2 separate regions of the Homo sapiens genome follow, and region 1 is linked to region 2. A link is an interaction called in ENCODE POLR2A ChIA-PET data of the cell type or tissue named here. Cell type or tissue: Panc1. All regions are shown on one strand. Links, peaks and the distances in the headings refer to the core of each region. The heading gives the core; the rest is flanking DNA. Region 1 holds the start of LOC105372711 (a long non-coding RNA gene). Region 2 overlaps CRMA (cardiomyocyte maturation associated lncRNA).

Region 1 (9,959 bases), core at 3,315-8,314, 58 kb before region 2:
CGGTGCTCTGGGCCCCTCAGGAAGGAGGTGGCCCCTGAGCCAGGTGACCCAGTCCACCAGGCTACCCCACCCAGCAGCAAGCCCTCTTCTCCCCTGGACCCCGCCCATGCTGCTTCCTGAATGGGCCCTTTGCCCTCTTCTCTTCTTGCCAAACTCCTACACATCCTTCAAGGCCCGTCTTGCAGGTCCCTTCCTGTCCCTTCCCCTACGTTGCTCTCCCCTTCCTGGTGCCTCATTGTGCGGTGTGGTCAGATGGCTGTGTGCCTCCGTCTTGTCACCTTAGCAGAAGCTGAGTCAGGAGAACAGCTTCAGGAACAGCGGGTCAGGGCATCGAGCGGGCACAGTCAGAACTTTGGGACTCAGCGTTGGCATCTCCGGGCTGTGTGGCCTTGGGTGAGCTGCTTCTTCTGTAAGGTGGGGGTGATGATAGTGCCTGCCTCTCACGGTGGCTTTGGGGAGGCATTAGTGGGACTGGGTACTAAGGGCGTCTGACCCGGGATGGGCATGCAGCAGGCATTGGGCTAATGCTGTCTGAGATAAAACCCAGTGCAGGGATGGAGGCTCTGAGCTGTGTGCCCAGGGCCCTGAGAGCCGGGGAGCCAGGGGAAGTGACAAAGACCAGGAAGGAATTTCTGGCCCTGCCATGGGTGACCCCTCTCTCCTGAAGGCTTCCCTGGTTCACTGGGACCCAGGGACCTGCCATGGCTGGCCTGGGAAGACACACCTCTAAGGCGGGGACCCCACCCCCAGTGAGATAAGAGGGTGGGCATGTTAACCCCCTGGTGACCATACAGAGTTAAGTTCCATGAGTCCTGGGCTGTGAGGGGCTTCTGGGGGCCTGAGTGGCCTGGGGTGCGGCTGGGCTGAGAGGGGGCAGGTGTTGGGGGGTGGCTGGGGTGAGAGGGGGCAGGTGTTGGGGGGTGGCTGGGGTGAGAGGGGGCAGGTGTTTGGGTGGGGCTGGGGTGAGAGGGGGCAGGTGTTGGGGGGGCTGGCATTGGGGTTGGGGGAGGAAGGCTCAAACCATCAGGCTCTGGGTTTCGTTTCCTGCTGTCATTTTCCTAGCAGTGCCCACATAACCCCCATCCTGCCCGCCCCCAGCTTGGGAACCCTTAACTCAGACATACTTATCAAGGGAAAGAAAACAGTCTCATTGTTCAGGAGGATAAGGACCAGCTCCCAGGAGACGCCTCAGACACGGCCCCTGTGGGTGGAGTCCTGGGTACATGGCCTCCCCCAGGGGCCTTGTTCTCTGCCCAGGAACGGCCCCAGGGAGGGCCCTTCCCAGAAGCAGTCCTGGGCAGGGCCCCCTTGAGGAGCAGCCCTGGCAGGTGGGTCCTCGCCTTGTACGCTGCCTGCAGGTGCTGGATGCTCCACATGTGGGCACCGGGGATGGTCCCACTTGAGGCTTTGAGCTCCGGCGAGGCCACCCTCTGTCCAGCCAGGGGGAGGGTGCCTCTGAGAAGGGGGCTGTCAGAGTTGCCTGAGGAGGGGGCTGGGATGACCCCTATCAATCCCAGTCCTGGGGTTCCTTGGCTCTTGTCCCTCCCTGCAAGTGGGGAGGCCATGAGAAGTTGTGGGGAAAGGCCCCAGAGACCCCAGGGCAGGGAAGGAGGCCTGGGGGCTGTGCTGGGGCCTGGAAGGGGGAGGCCTTGTGCTGCTCCCTGTGGTCTGACGGGCAGGAGGTTAGAGGGAGGGGCAGGCCTGCTTCCAGCAGGGTGGTCAGTGCAGGGCAGTCAGCGCAGGGCGGAGGTCTGTTTTCTCCTTGGTTATTTCAGGTAAACCGCATGCCCCGGGCCCCCAGAGTGGGAGAAAAGCCAGTTCATGGCCCTCTCCCCACCTTCAGCACTGCCCCTCCCCCCAGTCTCCACCCTGGCAGGGCTGTGGGGCCCGGGGCATCAGCTGAGCCCACTGGGCCCACAGCACCCTCAGGACCTCGCCACCCCTTGGGACCCACAGGGTAGCATTCCAGGGCTTCTCCTACACAGGGGGCTCCATTCGCCCGAAGGCCAAGGACTGCAGAGCTCATCAATGGTGAGGGGGGCCCGGGAGGTGGGTGCCTTGGGGGTGGTCCCAACTGGGTGGGGTTGGGGAGCCTGGGGGCACCATACGGGTATAAGAATTCATTTTGGACACAGTGTGTGTCCCCTTCTGCGGAACCTTTGAGCTCAATAGCCCAAGGGCAGGCCAGGCTCACCGCCCCTTTGGCTGTTGCCACTCTGGGTCAGTCTCCAGGGGCAAGGACAGGTTGGCAGTGTCCCCCCTCTGCCTGACTCCAGTCTGGGCATTTCTGGAGCATCCTGTGCGCCTGGCTCAGCCCAGCAAGCTGACATTTGAAAGCTCACAGCTGTCCTGTGAGGTGGGTGATTCCCGTGTCGTTTCATGGTGAAGAAGCCAAGGCCAGGACAGAAGTGACCTGTCCCCGGGCCACAGCTGGGCAGGGGCGGAGTTGGCATTTGAACCCAGCTGCGTGCCTCTTGAGTGCTGCTCTGTGGGCCCCGCAGCCTCCTGTCAGCTCCTTCTGGCGCCTGCTCTGTGGGTGTTCCTTTTGTCTAAGGCGCCTGCAGCCCTCAGAGGGTCTGTGGGGTGGGGACAGAGCTCAGCACCCCGCATCCACCAGCACCATCTCCGACCTCTGTGCAGGCTTCGTGTTAGAGGTGGCAGCCAGGTCCTGCCAACGGAAGATGCTGGGCCTTGGAAACAGCCTGCACTGTAGGTGACCCGGCCGGCCGGGCCCAAACTGGCTGCCAAGAAAAGGGAGCGGGAAAGGAAAACAGCTCTCGGCCACATCGCCTGTGTAACCGAATCTGTTTTCAAAGCCCCTCGCAACGCGGGCTCCGCATTCGGCAGGGCAGGCACTCGCCGCCAGATCCCCGAGGACTGCTCAGGGGGTCTTCTGGGAGGAGCTCAAAGCGAGTTTGTTTTCGGGGAGGAGGTCATTGCACTCAAGGTCCCCGTGACTGCAGCGTTCTCAAACGTCCTGCCATGTGCTGGGATAACCCCACCCACCGCAGGCGTGCCCTCCGTGGGGCAGGGAGGGGAAGCAGGTTTGGGCTGTTAGGGCTGCAAGCCAAGGGGCCTGCAGGGCATCTTAGTGAGCTGCTTTGGTGTCCCTGCAGTTGGCGACACCCATTGTCACACCCCCTCGGCACCCTCGGTCTCCCACATGACAGACTTACCTGGGGATGCAAACAGGGCTGGTGATGACCTTGGCCCTGTGCGGTGGGGTGGCCGTTTATGATGGGGCCTGCACTCAACTCACTTTCAGGTCTAGATGCGGGGACCGGGGGAGGTGTCAGCTGGGCTGGGCTGGGCACGACTAGACTGTGGCCCCGTCTGCGGGAGCCCGGCCACCACCTCAGCAACGCCACCTCCTTAGGATGTGGGGGCGGGATTTACTCTCGAGACTCTTAGAGCCAGCGGGTGGCTGGAGGCTCATAGCCTGGCCCAGGCAGCTGGGGGAGGGCTTTGCTGGTGCCTGGGACCCCCCACCCCCTGCATTCTCGCCTTTGCTTTCTCTTTTGCTCTCGTCTTTAACAACATCTCTCCACTCCTCCCCTCCCTCCCTCCTCTGGCCTGCCCGCTCCTTCATTCCTTCTCTGCTCCTAACCCCCGCATAGAGGAGCCTGGGGAGCCCGCAGCCTCCTGACCCCATGTTCCTCTTTCTCTCCTGTCTTCCTGGAGACGTCTGCCACTGACAGTCTTGGAGCCCTGTCAAGGGGACCTGTCCTGCGCTGGGCTGTCCACAGAGGAGCAGCGTGGAGGAGCTGGGAGTGCCCAGCCTGCCTGTGGGCTGCATTGCCGCTTCCTGCCCAGGAGCCCTGCAGCCGTCTGTCCGCCTCTGAGTAGGACAGTGGGGTTTCCTGGCCAGGAGCAGAGTTTGTCACATTCCAGTTATGTCTGCCCAATGTTCAGCTTTTGGTGAGTGTCAAAGAGTCAGCCCCACTCTGCGGGCGGGAGGGGACCTGAGATGTGAATCCAGGGGAGTTAAAAGGCTTCGGAAAGCATCCAAAAGTATAGAGAAAAAAAGGATAGTTGAGGGGCTGGGACGATGCAAGCCTTTTATTTTCATCCTTTAACTTTTTTTGCATTTCTGTATTTTCCACCATGAACAAAGCTCATTGATAATAGAGACTGAAATATTTCATGGATGATTCAAAGAGATAATCTGAAAAGGGAAATAACGTTTTTCTAGGGTCTGGCTGAAGCTGCCCTGCGGATTATGCAAAAACCTGTCTGAGGGAGTGAGAACGCAGAGGCACCTTAGAGCCAGCCATGGCTCCAAGCTCTGAGGATCTGCAACAGACACACATTGGCTGGGCCTGAGCAAAGAGGGAAAGCCACTCTCCTTCAGCAACGAAGGAGTGGGGATAGCAAGGGCTGAGCTTGTACATGCACACCTGTGTGCAGCCACACACATACACCTGTGCACACACATGCATATGCTCATATATGTGCACACATGCAGGCCCGTGCTCACATGCATGCATACCTCTGTGCCCCCACACTTAATGCACATACATGTGCACATGCACACCTACACACATTCCTATGCACCCACCCAGTGCTCATGACAAACCTGTGTGTACTTACGTGTGTACATCCAGATGCACCCACACACTCGCACACATGCCTCTACGTGTACGCCCATGGGCACGTGTGCTCACAGAGGCCTGGAAGGTGCTGTTTTTCCACGCGACGATGGCTGCCGTGCTCGGTGGGAGCAGCCGCGTTGCTGCCTGTTCCCGTGCCCCAGTCTGGCCGTCACTCCTCACCCTCGTCAGGCTCAGGGTGGGAGGGTGAGTAGCCTGGAGTGGCCTGGTCACGTAGGTGGGCAGCCAGCTGGGGCACTGACCTCCAGATGGGCCACGAGAGCCCTTCCTGCATCTTCTGAGTCCCTGACTCAGTGCCCAGTGAGGGTCCCGGAGGGCAAAAGAATGTCTAACGCTCCACCTGTGGGCGGGTCTGGCCTTACGGAAACTTCTCCATGGCAGGTGGAGGCCTGGTTGAGTGGAGCAAAGGGCAGGCATTCCCAGTGATCAGGAGCTGGGGCCAGGCCTACTGACACCTTGATGCTGAGGGGCCAGAGCGGTCCTGAGCGATGTCCCGAAGGCCCAGGGTCTGGGCAGGTGGAGGCAGATGGACCAAGCAGGGCCTTTGTGTTCCAGGGCACTTTGCAGGCAGCAGGACCCCCAGGTCCTCTGGAGAGGGTGGCTGGAGACCCGGCCTGAAGCTGCTGCCCCCAACACCACAGGATACCTGCCTGCAGGTGCCATCCATTGCTTGGGGGCTGCACAGAGCAGTTTTGAGCAGGCAGTGGGGTGTCACCTTGGAGTGGCTGTGAGATGTGCGGGACCCTTGGGGGCCACCTGGGGTCAAGCCCAGCCCTGCCTCTTGGGCTCTGGGACCCTGGGGGAGCCACTCCGTGCTCTGTGCCTAGGTCTGTGACCCTGGAGGAGGGCGGTGCTGTCCATCTCCGGGGACGATGGTTGCATCTCAAGGGTAAGGGCCCCAGGCCTGCCAGGTGCTTCGAGTACAGTCCAGGGGCGGCCTCTCGGGGCTGCTCTGGTGGGCGGCCAGACCCTGCTGGAATGTGACTCTGTTCCTGGGATCAGGACCTGCCCTGTTGCTTGTGGGCAGGGTTGCCTTTGTCAGGTCCTGCCATTTCTGAGCCTCAGTTTCCCAATCTGTGGTGGGGTTGACGTGAGGAAATGAGAAATGCACCCAGGGAGCACTGGCTGGCGCTGCAGGGCAGCAAGGGGGAGCCACCATGGTCACTCTTGGAAAAGTCCCCAGCCCTGCACCAGCAGGGCAGTAAGAAAGTCCACGGCTGCCGCTGTCCTGGAGAGAGGCAGCAGCCCGGGAGAGGCAGCAGCCCTGGCCACACCCCTGCCAAGAGCCAGCTCAGGGGCCCAGGGCCGCTGAGATCACTGGGCAGTTCCCAGGCTGGCTGGGCTGTCCCCTCGTCAGGAGGGCAGGGCTGGCAGGTTTGTGGACGCCTTCCCAGGCTGACCCCCACAATAGCCGCCCTGCTCCACCCTGAATCTACCCGTCCCAGGCTGCGCCTGCCTCCAAGTGCCTGATTGGAGATGGCCAAGCCCATTCCTCATGTACAAAGAATTTCCCGAGCAGCCACAGCTGCTGCAGCTGGAACTTGTCTCCAGATGGGTCGTTCCGAGGGAAACCAGCGTCTCCTGTCTCCTCCTGCAGACATGGGCTGGCGTCCGAGCCCTGGATCCCCTGCCCTGGCTTGGCTTCCTCTGGAGGGGAGATAAGGGGCTCCTGACATCTTGTAGGCTGAAGAACCCGCCCAGCACGCTGACAGGGAGGCGCCAGAGGCAGCCGCAGACCGGCCTCAGCCCCTGCAGCCCCTCCCCTCTTGTTGTTGCAGAAAGAAGCCCTCAGGGCCCAAGGTCGACCCACCCAGCCAGGGGACTGCTCTGTAGCTGTGGCCCACTCCAGCCAACCCGGGAGTGAGGGGCTCCGAAGCGTGCCCAGCACATAGGGAGGGCTCATTCCGGGGGGCACCGTCTCCCAGTCAGAGCAGGCTGGAGCTGGGCACAGCCGAGGAAGAGCAAACGTGTTCTGTCCTTGACTCCTTCTCCAAGTTTGTGATGGCATCTGCCATGGGCCAGACAGGGGCACACGAGAGTGAGCGAGTGGACGTGGCTGCCCTCTGGAGCCTTCCAGGGCGCGATGGCAGGTGTGGAGAGGCACACAGGGAAACCCTGGAGTCTCGCCGAGGTACAAGGCGATGCAGAAAGGGCCAGGGAGTTCCCAGAGACTGTCAGGGGCTCCCTGGGCGGAGGCAGAGACCCCCACCTGGCCCCTGGCACCTCCAGCACCATGGGCGCCCTGGCTAGGGATCCCTTCCTGTCTGAGGTCAGCGCTGCAAACCTGTGGCTGCGGTTACCCCACCATGTTTTTTAAAATTGGAACAATTCATGTAAAAGCCCAGATTCATTTTTTCTTGAAAAAAATTGACAGCCAACTGTGACCACAGTGGGCTTGTTTCTACGCATTGGGGGCTCTTCCCTCGGAACAGGCAGTGCTCTCAGTTGCCGTAGACGCCCCCCACTCCCTGTCATCTCACCCGGTCCCTGCTGGGCCTCTTTGTGGCCCATCCCCTGGTTCAGATATTTCATTCAAAGACCCACCCCCCCAGGGGGAGGCCATCCTTCTCAGGAAGGTCGCTTGGCCTGGACTCGGAACTGGACACTCATTACTGGTCACCCTGTGACTGGAGCAGGACTTTGCCTTTCTGCACCTCGGTTTCTCCATCCTAAGAGGGGCTAACGCCTGTGTCGTGGGACTGTCCCGAGGCGCTCAGAAGCAGTAGGCTTGCTCATGCTTAAGCACAGAGCTCACAGCTGGGGGTGGCCCCTGTGCCACAGGTCCCTGTGTGTGCCCAACTCCCGCTGCAGAGGGCAACGCTGTGTGTGCCCATGTCTGTGCTGTGGATGCAATGTGTAAACTGCACAGCCTTTGACGGTGGCTGCCTGGGTTGGAACGCGGGCCTCTATGTGTGCTCTCCAACGGCCTGTGGCGGAAGGGCAGCCCCTCCCTTGGTGGGGGAAGTTCTCCATAGCTTTGGTGCTTGGGAGGTTTGGAGATGGCTTAGAGAGCCATCGGGATGTGAGGGGATACATTTATCTCTGTCTTCTTGGGGACAGACCTCGGAGGTCCCTCTTTCACCCTTAAAGGCCTGGATGAATGGAATCCGTGGGGCAGGATTCTCAAAGCAAGACTGGTGGGGCCTCACAGGCATTCCTGGAAAAGGGCTGTGGAGTTAAAAACCCAAGCGGGAAATAAACAGAACTAGGCTTAGGAAGGGTCTCTCTGGGAGGCCTGTCTGCCCTCCATCTTTCGTGGGCTCAGGAGCACTGCCTGGGGCTGGGAGCGAGAGCTCGGATACTTTACGTTCTCTGAGGCGCTGACCGTGGCTCTGCGAGGAGGAGTGTTCCTCCGGACAGACATCTTTCAGCGGCGCTGGACTAAGCCATGGGACAGGTCTGACTGTGGCTCTGCGCTCCCCGCCGCCCCATCTGTTGCCCCCTCCCCACTGAGAGCTGGGGGAGGGACGGGATCTTTGTGAGCTGACTTGGGGTCTCAGAGCCGCGGGGAGGGAGGAGTGGGGCTCTCCCTGCGCGGGTTCCTTTTCTGGGTGAGGCGGAGCCTGTTCACCAGGCAGATCGGGGGCTCCCCGGCCTCCACAGATCTCCTGGTGTCTCCCCCCAGGCTGTTCACACTTTCTTTACTTGGGGGGCTGATAAGTCACGCAGCTGGCAGCATTTGCACCTGATTCAAGGAGGTGAACATTTTCCCTGGAGATTAGCCTTGAAGTCAGGGCTGGTCCCCACCCGGGGACGAGGAGAGGACAGAAGGCTACAGAGGGCTGCACCGGGGGAGGGTAGATGGGGCGTTCACCCACCCCTGCTGCCGCATTTTCCTTTGTTGGTTTTGCCCGAGGTCTGATAAGCACCCTGCTCCAGCCAGAGGCCTTATCTGGCCGCCTAATCCCCTGGCCTTGGCTGGAGAACACCAGGGCTTTGCCCAGTCCGCCCTCCCTACCCCCTCCCTGGCCCCTGCAGGCCGTTGGGGCTGGGGGTGGAGGGAGAGGGAGGTGGAGTGAATACCCCCTTCCTCTTGCTCTTTCTCTTCCAACAGGGCAAGGGGTGCCGGTGGTTGAAGAGGCCCCTCTGGGCAGGAACCTCTCACCTGGGGCACGGGTGAGTGGGAGCCATCCTCCACTGCCCACCTCCCAGCTGTGGCCCTGAGCTGCACTGGCCCTGTGGCCACAGACCAGTTGACCAGGAAGCCCTGGGAATCAGTAGGAAATGAGTTTGAGACCCGGTCCTTCACCTTAGGAAATGAGTTTGAGACCCGGTCCTCCACATTAGGAAATGAGTTTGAGACCGGGTCCTCCACACAGGCATCTGTGCACATACACTCAGGCTCAGCAGGAGTTTGAGACCAGGTCCTCCACACAGGTTTCTGGGCACATAGACTCAGGCTTGGCAGGAGGCCCTCCTGGTGCAAGTTCCAGCCCTTCCTTCATTTTGTGTCTGGAGCAAGTGAGCACCCCATGTGCCCAGAGTTCTCATCCAAGAAGTGGGTTGATGAGCCCAGCCTCGCAGGGAGCTGGGAGGTGGGAAGAGCTCACCCTGGTCTGGCTTGTGGTCCTTACAATGATGGCATCATTGTCATCATCATCATCATCATCCTCCTCCTTGTCAACCACTTAGAGCTCATGAAGACAGCTCCCTCCATCATGCCCTGTTTTATAGCTGAAACCAAAGAATTCAAGCTCCATAAGGAAGAACCTAGAGGCCCCCCACGTCAGCCTGCCCCAGCCTGGAGCTTACCCACCATGGAAATGTGTCTGTTGGCCTTACAGAGGAGAAGGCATTTGGGCAGGGCTTTGAGGTATGAGTAGGAGTTTGCTGAATGAAATGAGAGGAAAGGGTTTTCAGGGCAGAGGGAACAGGTTGGGGTGGTAAGAAGGGTCCTGAGGCCCATAGAGAGTGACTGCTATGAGTGAGTGGTTGGAACTGGCGTGACTGAAGATGGGGAAGGACATCTGGGGGTCGGGGGTGCCAGAGGAGTTGGGGATTTATCTGGAAGATGGTGGGTGCTAAGGCAAGAAGAACCAATTCCTTTTTCTTTTTGCCAAAGCAAAGCCCTCCATAGGATTTCCTTTTGGACTTTCTTTTTGAAAGAGTAATGCACACTGACAGTAACCATTTAGATAATACAGTTTCTAAAAGAAAAGCAATGATCCTTTGCCTCTCCCACACCCACCTTTTCCCCACAAGCCCCCAGAAGGCTGGGGGTCTGCTCTCCCTCCCTTGACAGCTGCAGGATGTTTTGTGGTGGGGTGTGAGGGGCTTTGGCCAGTCCCTGGAGATGGACGTGCTGGTGTGTCCAGTTTCCCCAGCCCACTTAAATGGGTGCAGTGAGTG
Region 2 (9,959 bases), core at 2,211-7,210:
CCCTGCCCTCACTCGGGGAGAGATGGTGGCGGGATGCACCCCACGGCCAGAATTGGCCGATTCTGCCTCCGCAGGCTTTGGCTTCCAAAGGAAGTCGGGAGACTCTGAGCCTCTCGCTCTACAGGGAGAGCCGGGAGGCCCCTGAGATGGACGCCCCCTCAGCAAATGCCTGAGATGCCGGGCTGAGGGGACAGAAGCTTTGCCCATGAGCCCTGCCCAGGCCCAGCCCCCACCCCTGCCCTGCTCCAGGCAGCCATGCCCAGCCCCCACCCCTGCCCCGCTCCGGGCAGCCATGCCCAGCCCCCACCCCTGCCCCGCTCTGGGCAGCCATGCCCAGCCCCCATCCCTGCCCCGCTCCAGGCAGCCATGCCCAGCCCACGTGCCTGGCGGGAGCATTTCTGGTGGCAGCCTTGCCCCCGGTCGTTGAGGCCCCGGATCCACGGGACGAGTGCCGTGAGAGGCCGGCTGTCTCAGTTAAGCTACCTGAAGACTCCAATTCAATCATTTATCAGGTCCCATCATAAATTCAAGGCAGCCCTCCAAGGTTTGAAGAGCTCAAATTTGACTTCCTCGGGAGTTTTACGAGGAGCAGGAGCCATTTGTCAGGGCAGACGGCTCCATCTGTTCAGCGGGCGCCCTTCGGGGAGGGAGGTTCCTGGCAAAAGCAAAGCTGGGACGGAGGTTGGTGCTGTCAGGAGGCCACGTGTCCTCCAGGGACCAGAGTGTGGCCCCTGAGAGTTTGTTTCTTGGGATGATTAGCAATTCAGCCAGGGCAGGGGCACATGGGGGTGCCGGGGGGTAGGGGAAGGTGGGGAGCTGCAGCCAAGTAACTGTGAGCAAAGAAACCCTGGCCGGCTTGAGCTGCAGCCAAACGCAGCTGCCGGAGGCCTCCCTGCTCAGGGCAGCACCCCCATATCCCAGCCACCAGGCCTCTTCTGGAGGGAAACTCGGCCCACAGGGCCCTGACCCTGGAGGGGAGAAAGGGTCACCCAAGCCTCCCTACTATCTGCAGCCTGTGGTGGGCACCCGTCAGCTGCAGAATGTGGGGGTTAGATCATAAGGCAGGAACAGCAGCTTCCTTGCCTTCTGAACATCCCGTCCCGGAGCTGGCTGGAGCCTGGCTCAGCAGAGCCAGGAGGCGCCTGCAGCGTTGGGACACGAGGCGAGCTGTGCAGAGAGGCAGCCGCACCTCGCTGGGCCCCTGGGTGGGGGGTGCTGCACTGTGCCAAGGGCTTCTGGGGCTCCCAGGTGGGGTGAGGGCTGCATCTGCCATGGAGCCCAAAGCCTCCTTGGGCCCAGGAATGGGGTTCACATCAGGAAACTGCCTGAGGGGTCTCGTTCCTGCTGTGCCCCAGGAGCGAGGGCTGGAGGAGGAGGAGGGTAGGAGACGGTTCTTCCAGAATTGACCATTTGAGCCAGGTCTGGGGGCCAGAACGGCAACCTCCCCCATGTGTGGCACATGTTTTAATCTGTCAAGTGGCTTTGTGGCCACCATCTCAGAATCTCCGAAAGCAGTAGCAATGGGAACCACCCCCCACCAAAGCTTGTGAAAATGCAGATTCCTGGGTACACCGCCTGGGTACGCCTGGGTACACTGAATCCTCCTACAGCTGCTCTGGGGTAGTGAGCTCCCCACCTGCATAAGCATTTAACCGAAGCATCCAGCTTCAGTGACAGGAGGGCTACTGGACCAGATGACATCCAGCTCAGTCCCAGATCCACTGACCGCCCAGGGGTCTCGATCACCTGATTCTCAGCAGGGCTGGTGGAGGCTGGCACCAGGATGACTCCGGACCAAGGTGCTGGGAGCCCAGGGCCCTCGGGGTAAGGGGTGCTTCACAGTGAGCAGCCCGAGGCACGTTCCCATGGGCCATTGTCACACCCTGCCTGGGGCTGCCAGCTCCAGGGGGCCATTGTGGCCTGCACCCCCGAGGAGGAGGACACCGCCCCCTACGGGTACCCTGAGCCTGCTGCCATATTTGTAAATGCTACACGCAGGGAACCAAAAAGTCCCCGGCCCAAATGAAACAAAACCCCAGAGAGCACCTGCTTGGGCCCACGAGAAAAAGCCATCTTGGCGTCCCATCCGCAATAGGACTCAGCTTGGCAGCCTGCACTGCGCAGCGTTCAGCTCCTTTCCAAATGAGTTTGGCGTTTTTTATAAAAAGCACCTTTATAACAATCCCAGAATGAATATTTATAGGGCAGGGATGAGGGAACCGGCTAATTGTGGCTGAGATCTTGCCGGATCAACACTCCTCGGCTCCCAGAGGATGTGCACAGGAGATTAAAGCTGTTCCCTTCATCCCTGGGCTCAGGGCTGGGCTCCGGGTGCAGGGTGGAGACCCAGAAGGAACCCTCTAACCCTTAGCAGATCATAGGCTAATGCCATGACCAAGGGCATCAGGGGCTGGGGATGTTCTTAGAAATAGGGCCCTTGGGAGGAGGTGGGAGGCCAAGGCTAAGGGCAAAATGAGAATCTGAGAATTTGGCCAGTGCCATTGGGCCTCCTCTGCTGGGAGCTGAGAATTCAGCCTCTGCCATCGGGCCTCCTCTGCCGGGAGCTGAGAATTCGGCCGCTGCCATTGGGCCTTCTCTGCTGGGAGCTGTTACAAGCTTCGGGTGGGGTGGATGATGAGGAGGCAAGACCCAGTGTGGGCGTCCATCTGGGTGTCTTGGACAGGACAGCCCAGGACCCCTGCTGTCCACCCTGGAGAGCAGAAGCTCTGAGCTCTCCCCCAGCCACCTCCTTCTGTGCAGTCCCTGGGAGAGGGGCAGGGAATAGGTGCCCAGAGTGGGACCAGGCGTCGTTTGGTTCTGGAGCTATAGGCAGCTGCAAGAGATGCTGGTGAAATCTGCAGAGATGAGGTCCCCTCTGAGCCTTGGGGCTTTGCTGGCAGCATCGCTGTGGCCTAGGACACAGGGAACAGAAGTGGGTGGCTAGGATCAGGCCCTTCTTTCTCCCTGGAAATGGAAATCTGTCTCAACCCAGAAAAATACTCTGCAAGAGCTGGTGAACTCGCTGGGGTGAGGGACCTGCTAGCTCCCTTCCCTGCCTGTGGTCCTTGTCCCCTGCAGGACTGGCCCTGAGTGGCTGGGGGCTGGGCACCATTCCTGATTGTCCAGCAGTGCTGGACTGGGGAGGGTCCTCACCATGGGTATGTCCATGGAGGGGGGCTCCTCCCTCAGCCCCAGCACTGCTCCCCAACCCTGACCCTGCTCTTCCACTCACCCCCTGCAAAGATGAGCAAAGTTGCAGCTCCAAGGGGCTGGGGCGGGCAGCTCAGAGGAGCCCAGGCTGCCCACTTCTGCCGGCTCGAAATGACTTCTATTTGCTTCTAGGATGGGTCAGTGTGAGTCCTCTACAGAGGAGAAGCAGGCAGACCCACAGAAACACTTATCGCCCCCACCCGACGCACACACCCACACTGAGCTGGGGCATCGAGCAGAGGGACGGAGCGGGAGGAGCAAGTCTTCGGCGTCCTGGGGCGGGGACATGGAGAGATCAGAGGTCAGCCTGGGCCCCCAGGGCCCTGTTGTATGTCCCCTGCCCCTTGGGGTCCTCCCCACATCCCGGGGGGTTCTGGGTTGGCTGGACTCAAGGATGGTGCAGTTGTACCGGAGGCCGCCCTGCGCTGACCCAGAGCCTCTGAGTGACCCGTGCTGGAGGCTCCAAGCAGTGCCACGTGGGCCTCAAGGAGTGTTGGAGTCTGCGACAGCAAAGCTGTCACCATTCTGAGTGGGATGTCTGTGGCTGGAAGCAAATTGCTCTCCCCTAACATCATGGCAATGAAATAGAACTTTATGAGCTGTCAGAGAGGCTTTGCCCACTGCCCCTCAGGTAGTGCGTGTGTATTTGTTTGGCTCCGTGTGCACCTGTGTACCCTGAGGTTGGGCAGGAGGCGGCCTCCCAGGCACGGTGCAGGAGGACGGTGAGGTCCCGTTCCTTTTTGTAGTGTTGCGGGACATGCTGGATGCCCACGGGCACTTCACACACAGCTCTGGTCTGTGGGGCACACAGGTGTGCACAGCCTCCTGGGAGCTTCCCAGGATACCTCATGTTTGTGTGAGCTGTGTGCTGGGGTGTGGGGCAGGCAGAGGGGACGATGGCAGACCACTGTAGGCTACGTCTCCTGCTGGGAGCTCGGACGAGTCCACGGGGACCTCTTAAAGGCTCTGAGGAGGCCCATCCTCCATGCCAGTGACAGGGAGTCTCCCGGGGGAGCCCTGCTTGTCCCCCCTCGACGCTCGTCTGGGCTGGGAGGGTCTCCTGGAAAGATGTGTGAAGGAGGGGCGAGGTCATGAGTCTCCCATGGCTGCTGTAACAAAAGTCACAGTTTATTCTCTTGCAGTCCCAAAAGTGAAATAAATCTAAAGTCCATGTGTTGAAAGGGCTGGCTGCTGGAGGCCCTGGGGAGAATCCGGGTCCTGCCCTCTCCGGGGTCTGGAGGTTCCCGCGCCTTCACCCGTGGCCCCTCCTTTAAAGCCATCTGTGCTATGTCTTCCAGGCTCCCCCTGACTCTGACCCTCCCACCCCCTCTCCTAAGGACCCTGTGAGGACACTGGGCCCACAGAGAGCATCCAGTGTGATCCTGCTCCGTCCCTCCTGCAGAGTCCCTGCTGCCACATAAGGTGGCACGGCCACGGGTTCTTGGACTGGGACGTGTACATCCTTAGGGGGAGTGGGCATTACTGTGTCCCCACACAGGGAATATGACAGCAGCAGACTGGCTTGGGCAGTGCTAATGCTGAGTTGTCTTACGGCCCTCCCTGGCAAACCTGTGACTGGCCCCGGGACAGTGTCCTTGGCCAGGAGGGCAGCCACCCCCCACCCTGCCTCTCTCCCAACTGTGGCTGGGGCATCAGGAGAGGCAAGGTCAGACCTCAGCAGTAGCTGCCCCTCCTCAGTGGGCAGCCTGAAGGGCCCCAAGCTCACGGTCTGGGTGGCCCTGTGTCCCAGGGCAGAGGTCACTGAGAGAGGTTTGGGGCTGGACTCTGAGCTGGGCTTTTTTTTTTTTTTTTTTTTAAACAGAGGTGAAATTCACACGACATACAATGACCACTTTAACAAGTGTGGTTCGGTGGCATGTAGCACATTTGCCACACTGTGCAGCCGCCACCTCTGTCTACTTCCCAGACACTTTCATCCCCCACCGAGGAGCTCTGGAGCCCATTAAGCAGTCACTCCCGTTCCTCTCCCCGCCCCCGCACCGCGGAATCTGCTTTCTGTCTCCATGGAGCTGCCCGCTCTGTGCATCTCCTATCAGCGGAATCCTGCAACCGGCGGTCTCTGTGTCTGCTTCTCCCGCCGAGCAGGGTTTTCAGGCACTTCGTGTTACCGCTCGTGTCCCCGTGTCATCCCTTTTTAGGGCTGAATGCTATTCCCTCACATGGATATGCCGCACTTCATTTATTTATTCATTTATTTAGAGACAGAGTCTCACTCTGTTACCCAGGCTGGAGAGCAATGGCATGATCTCGGTTCACTGCGACCTCTGCCTCCCGGGTTCAAGCGATTCTTGTTCCTCAGCCTTCCAAGTAGCTGGGACTACAGGCGCTCATCATCACACCCAGCTAATTTTTATATTTTTAGTAGAGACTGGGTTTCACCATGTTGGCCAGGCTGGTCTTGAACTCCCAACCTCAGGTGATCCACCCACCTCGGCCTCCCAAAGTGCTGGGATGACAGGCCATGCTTTCTTTATCTGTCATCAGCTGACAAGCCTGTGGCTCCTCCGCCTTTTGGCTGCTGTGAATAGTGCTGCTGGGAACACTTCTGTGCGCTTATTTGTTTGAATATTTCTTTTTATTTTGGGGAGCTGGTGCTGTATTAGTCAGGTCTTGCATTGCTGTAAAGATAAACCTGGGGCTCGGTGATTTATGAGGAGAGGTTTAGCTGGCTCACGGTTCTGCAGGCTGTATAGGAAGCATGGTGCTGGCATCTGCTGGGCTTCTGGTCAGCCCTCAGAAAGCTTACAGTCATGGCAGAAGGCGAAGGAGGAGCAGGCTTGTTACATTGCCAGAGCCGGAACAAAAGACAGAGAGTTGTGGGGGAGGTATGACACACTTCTCAACAACCAGATCTCGTGAGAACTCACTGTGGTGAGTGGGTTCATGGCACCCAGCCATGAGGGATCCACCCCCAGAACCCAAACACACCAGGCCCCACCTCCGGCACTGGGGCTCACAGCTTAACACGAGCTTTGGAGGGGACGTGCAAGCTCTGTCAGAGGCCCAGGAGTGCAATTGCTGGGGTTTATGACTTCATTTTTCAAGGGACTGCCAGGCTGTTTCCACAGTGGCTTCACCTGCATGAGGTGGTCAGGGGTGGGTGAAGGGGCCCCACGTGTGGCTGGGCAGCAGTGACAGGGCTTGGTCAGGAGCCAACACCCTGCTCCTTGCAGTGAACAAGAAGCGCACAGCCCGAGAGAGCCCTAAGTGTTCACGGCCACCCTGTACCTACACAGCTGTGGGGTCAGCTCCAGGGAAGTGGCCTGCTCAGCCTCAGTCCTCTGCTGGGAGCCCATTGTTCGTGGATTTCCAGAAAGAGGGGTGCCAGGTGCACACTCGACTCACTGAGTGGGCCGCTGGTCCGGGCACAGTGGAGGCCTCTGCTGGGACGTAAGATACTATGGGAAATACTGGCTTCAAGAAACCCAAGAAACCCTCCCCACGGAGCACCTTGGCTGCTGGGGCTTTGTCCGGCCGCGGTGGGCGACTAGGGACAGCTCGGGTGTGGGGTAGCTGCGGCTGGAATCCTGCGGATGAAGTGGGAGCAGCCCTCATCAAGCCACCGCTGACTGGGACCACGGCTCCCCAACAGCTCCCACTGCCTCTGGGGTTGGGCATCCTGGCAGGTGTCCCCGCCCCTGTGGCCTGACCCTCCAAGGGTACTGGCCCTGCCGTGCACCTCCCCCACTGAATAAGCCCTCAACCTCGCCCCACTCACAAAGCTGAACACATATGAACGCGGCTTCAGCCAGAGTCCCCTGTCCTGCCCACAGCCCAGCTGTCCAGCTGTTCAGGGGTCCATGGATTCATGGATCAGTTGATTGATCGAGTCATTCATTCATTCACTTGGTCCTCTGAGCTCCAGTGTCCAAAGGCCGAAGAGAGGTGAGGAGGCAGCCCTGCCCGGGGTCCTCCCTGAGCTCCCACTTCCTCATCACCCCTAAGGGGGTGCTGTGGCCCCCCTTCCCAGTTGAGGAAGCTGAGGTCAGAGAGGTGAGAGACCTGCCCTCATCCACACCCAGGCCCAGGCTCGGAAGGGCCTCCCCCTCCACCGGGGCACAGTGATGCTGGGCGCTGGCACTGGTGAGGCGCCTCCCTCAGCCCGTCCTGCTGGTGCAGGAATGCCAAGGAATTGTGGGTGGCAGGGCCCTCCCCTGGACAAGGGTCCATCTCAGGGTGTCTGCCCCGTCGGCTGAAGACCCCCTCTCCCTGGCAGCCGGGGCCTGGTCACAGCTGCTCCTGGGACCCTCACCTTGACTGTGTGAATTTCTGCCCACGATAGAGACCCCGAATCCACGGCTGTGGCGGGTGCAGGAGGAGGAGGATGGCCCTGCCGGGGCGTGTGTGCCACATTCTGAGCACAGACATCCCTAGGGGATTGGGATGCCGCCTGGCCCTGGGGGCTAAGGGGCCACTTGGGACACTCAGCGGTGGCCCAGGGTGAGGCTGGAATCCAGAATCAGATGGTCCTTCCCGGCAATGCAGCCCCCTCCGCAGACCGGATGGTGTGGCCCCGTGGGAAGCGCTGTGGCGTGGGGCTCCATGACCGCCCTTGGCTTCCGAGAAACCGCTGCTCTCCTGCGTCCGCCCTCCGCTCAGCTTGTGTGGTGAACTCCCCTCGTGCGCGAGGTGCCCTGTGGCCAGAGTCTGCATGTGCCTCTACTTACCCAAATCCCAGGGGCCTCTCGCTGGGAGCTGCCCCCACCCAGTCAGCCCCGGGACCCTCTGGTCTGTGCTGCAGCCTCTGCGTTGGGCAGCCTCTCTCCTGTTTGCTCTGGCACCATCCAGGCCACAGTCTCCGTGCTCCCCACTCTCCAGCCCGGCTCCCCTCTTGCTGCACTCAGAGTCCTGGGGCTGGGGCAGGTTCAGATCTGGGGACAGACAAGGATGTAGGGGCAGGAAGATAGGCTCTGGGTCTTCGCGTGCTGGGCAACTGGCTTTTCCTCCTGAGCCTCAGTTTCCCCACCTACAAAATGGTCTCAGAAGGCTCCCTGGTGACGGGCCGTCCCCCTCCTAGGGATGCACTCTGTTCCTCAGGGCCCAGGCCATCTGACATCCCCCCTTGCTCTTGTGACCACATCTGCTCCAACAGTGAATCTTTCGGGCAAACTTTCAAGGCACAGCCAGAGCTGGGCAGCCCTCCCCAGGGCACCGCAGCTGGGCAGGGCCCCTGATGCTCCAGCCTCTGCCCTCCACCCTCACCCTCAGCAGATAAGCCATAAGGACCCTGCTATAGCCGTGCCAGCCTGCCCAGGCCTGTGCCCCTCAGCAGGACACCTGCAGCCCTGGCACTGGCCTACAAGGCCTGACGTGGTCTGACCCTGCCCGAAGCCCAGCCCCAGGCCACCCATCCACTGCCACTGCCCCAGTGGCAGCCATGCTGGCCTCCTGCTGCCCGCTGGACACACCAGGCCCCCCTTCCCGCCTCCGGGCTCCTGCCTTCCTGTACACACTCCCCGGGGTGCTCTTCCGGGACCCTTCCCCGCCTGCCCCTCTGACATCACTGGGGGGCCTGTTCATTCACCCCCACCCAGGCCTTCCCTGACCTCTGACCTCTGACCTGCAAGGCGGGACTCCAGGCCCTGCCCCCTGCTCCCCGGCTGCTCCTTCCGGCCCCCATGCCTGGCGCTGGGCCTGTCTCCACATTCCCTGGGCTGTGCATTTTCTCTCTCCCCCGCTGTCCCATACGGCGCCAGCTACATGAGCCTCCTGAAGCTGAAACAAATCAAAGCTGCACTGACTAAAAAATCCAGGTCTGCAGGGGCACCAGCCCCGTTTCTGAGAGCTTGGCAGCCACCGTGGCCAGTGGGAGCCGTGTGAGACAGGGCAGAGCACTCACCGTCATGGCGTGTTCCACCGGACGGGGCCTCGTGGTCAGCCCCGCAAGGGCGGGGTGAGCCTGCTTGTCCCCTGCTTGGGTCCTTGCTCAGGCGTCCCTGTGGGGCGAGGGCTGTGGTGGCCTTGCTGTCGGGGCTTACTGCTTGCTCCTTCATTCATTCACGCCTTAAACCACCTGCAGACACCAAGGGGAAAGTCTCGGGGGCCTAGGCCCTTCTCCCCTCTCTTCCCCTTCTGCCCCCTCTACCCCGTCTCCCCCTTCTCTCCCCTCTCCCCTCCCTCCCGTCTCTCCTACCCACTGCGGTCTCCCTTTCAAATCATGGTGGAGTGGGCCACGGGCAGCACGGCCCTGGGCCGTCAGGGGCGAGGGCTATGGGCTCTGACTTTACTGCCCTGGCGAGGACAGCCGTGGACATGGTGGGGGCCAGAACACACCCAGCTCCGATCAGTGCTTGGTATGGGACCTTGGGAGAGTGAGGCACCCACCCTGAGCCCACGTTCCTTCTCCGTAAAGTGGGGACAGCAAAATGCTCTCCTCTTAGGGATGCCTTGAGTGCAGCATAGAGCCCCTGCAGAAGCTTCTGGAACACCAGGCAGCCTAAGTGCTGTGTGCCGGCTGTTACTGTGAGGCTGGTGCTATGGGTAAACGGGGGAACTGCTCTGTCTTCTGGCTCTGTCCTACGGCCTGGGGGCTGTCAGATCTGGCCACCCACACCAGCCCTTCTCCTGGAAGGAGATGGCCCTGTGCCCGTGCCCTGGTCCGTGGGTGTGGGGCTGCCGTGAGGAGGGTGATTTATGGCCACGTCTGCTGCATACCCTCTCTCTCACCACCACAAAGCACCCGCATCCTTTACAGAGCCGCCTGCCCAGGCCTGCAGACTGCTCCCCAC

What was found. ChIA-PET counts read pairs that join two places held together with the same protein. Peaks named below come from ENCODE experiments on the same cell type or tissue, not always from the same donor. Only the 100,000 strongest peaks of a DNase experiment are listed, where the experiment ranks them.
Region 1: POLR2A ChIA-PET joins it to region 2 with 9 read pairs; 2 of 35 experiments call an interaction of 5 or more read pairs at or near these places.

The regions. Positions count from the first base shown.
Region 1 is chr20:62,479,239-62,489,197 of GRCh38, forward strand. It overlaps LOC105372711 (a long non-coding RNA gene), which reads left to right and starts at 1,214. Exons shown (of 4, transcript XR_007067706.1): 1 at 1,214-2,031; 2 at 3,682-3,918; 3 at 6,208-8,726; 4 at 9,243-9,959. RefSeq lists enhancers at 5,286-6,167, 6,168-7,048. In Panc1, for the core only: no CTCF peak of the experiment used is centred there; no DNase peak of the experiment used is centred there; H3K27ac peaks cover 4,183 bases.
Region 2 is chr20:62,538,757-62,548,715 of GRCh38, forward strand. CRMA (cardiomyocyte maturation associated lncRNA) reads right to left here. Exons shown (of 7, transcript NR_033263.1): 2 at 9,556-9,705; 3 at 9,071-9,244; 4 at 8,792-8,946; 5 at 6,950-8,102; 6 at 6,464-6,611; 7 at 4,314-6,007. Among named protein-coding and RNA genes, the nearest start is that of MIR1-1HG, 6.7 kb to the right of the region's middle. In Panc1, for the core only: no CTCF peak of the experiment used is centred there; no DNase peak of the experiment used is centred there; H3K27ac peaks cover 1,353 bases.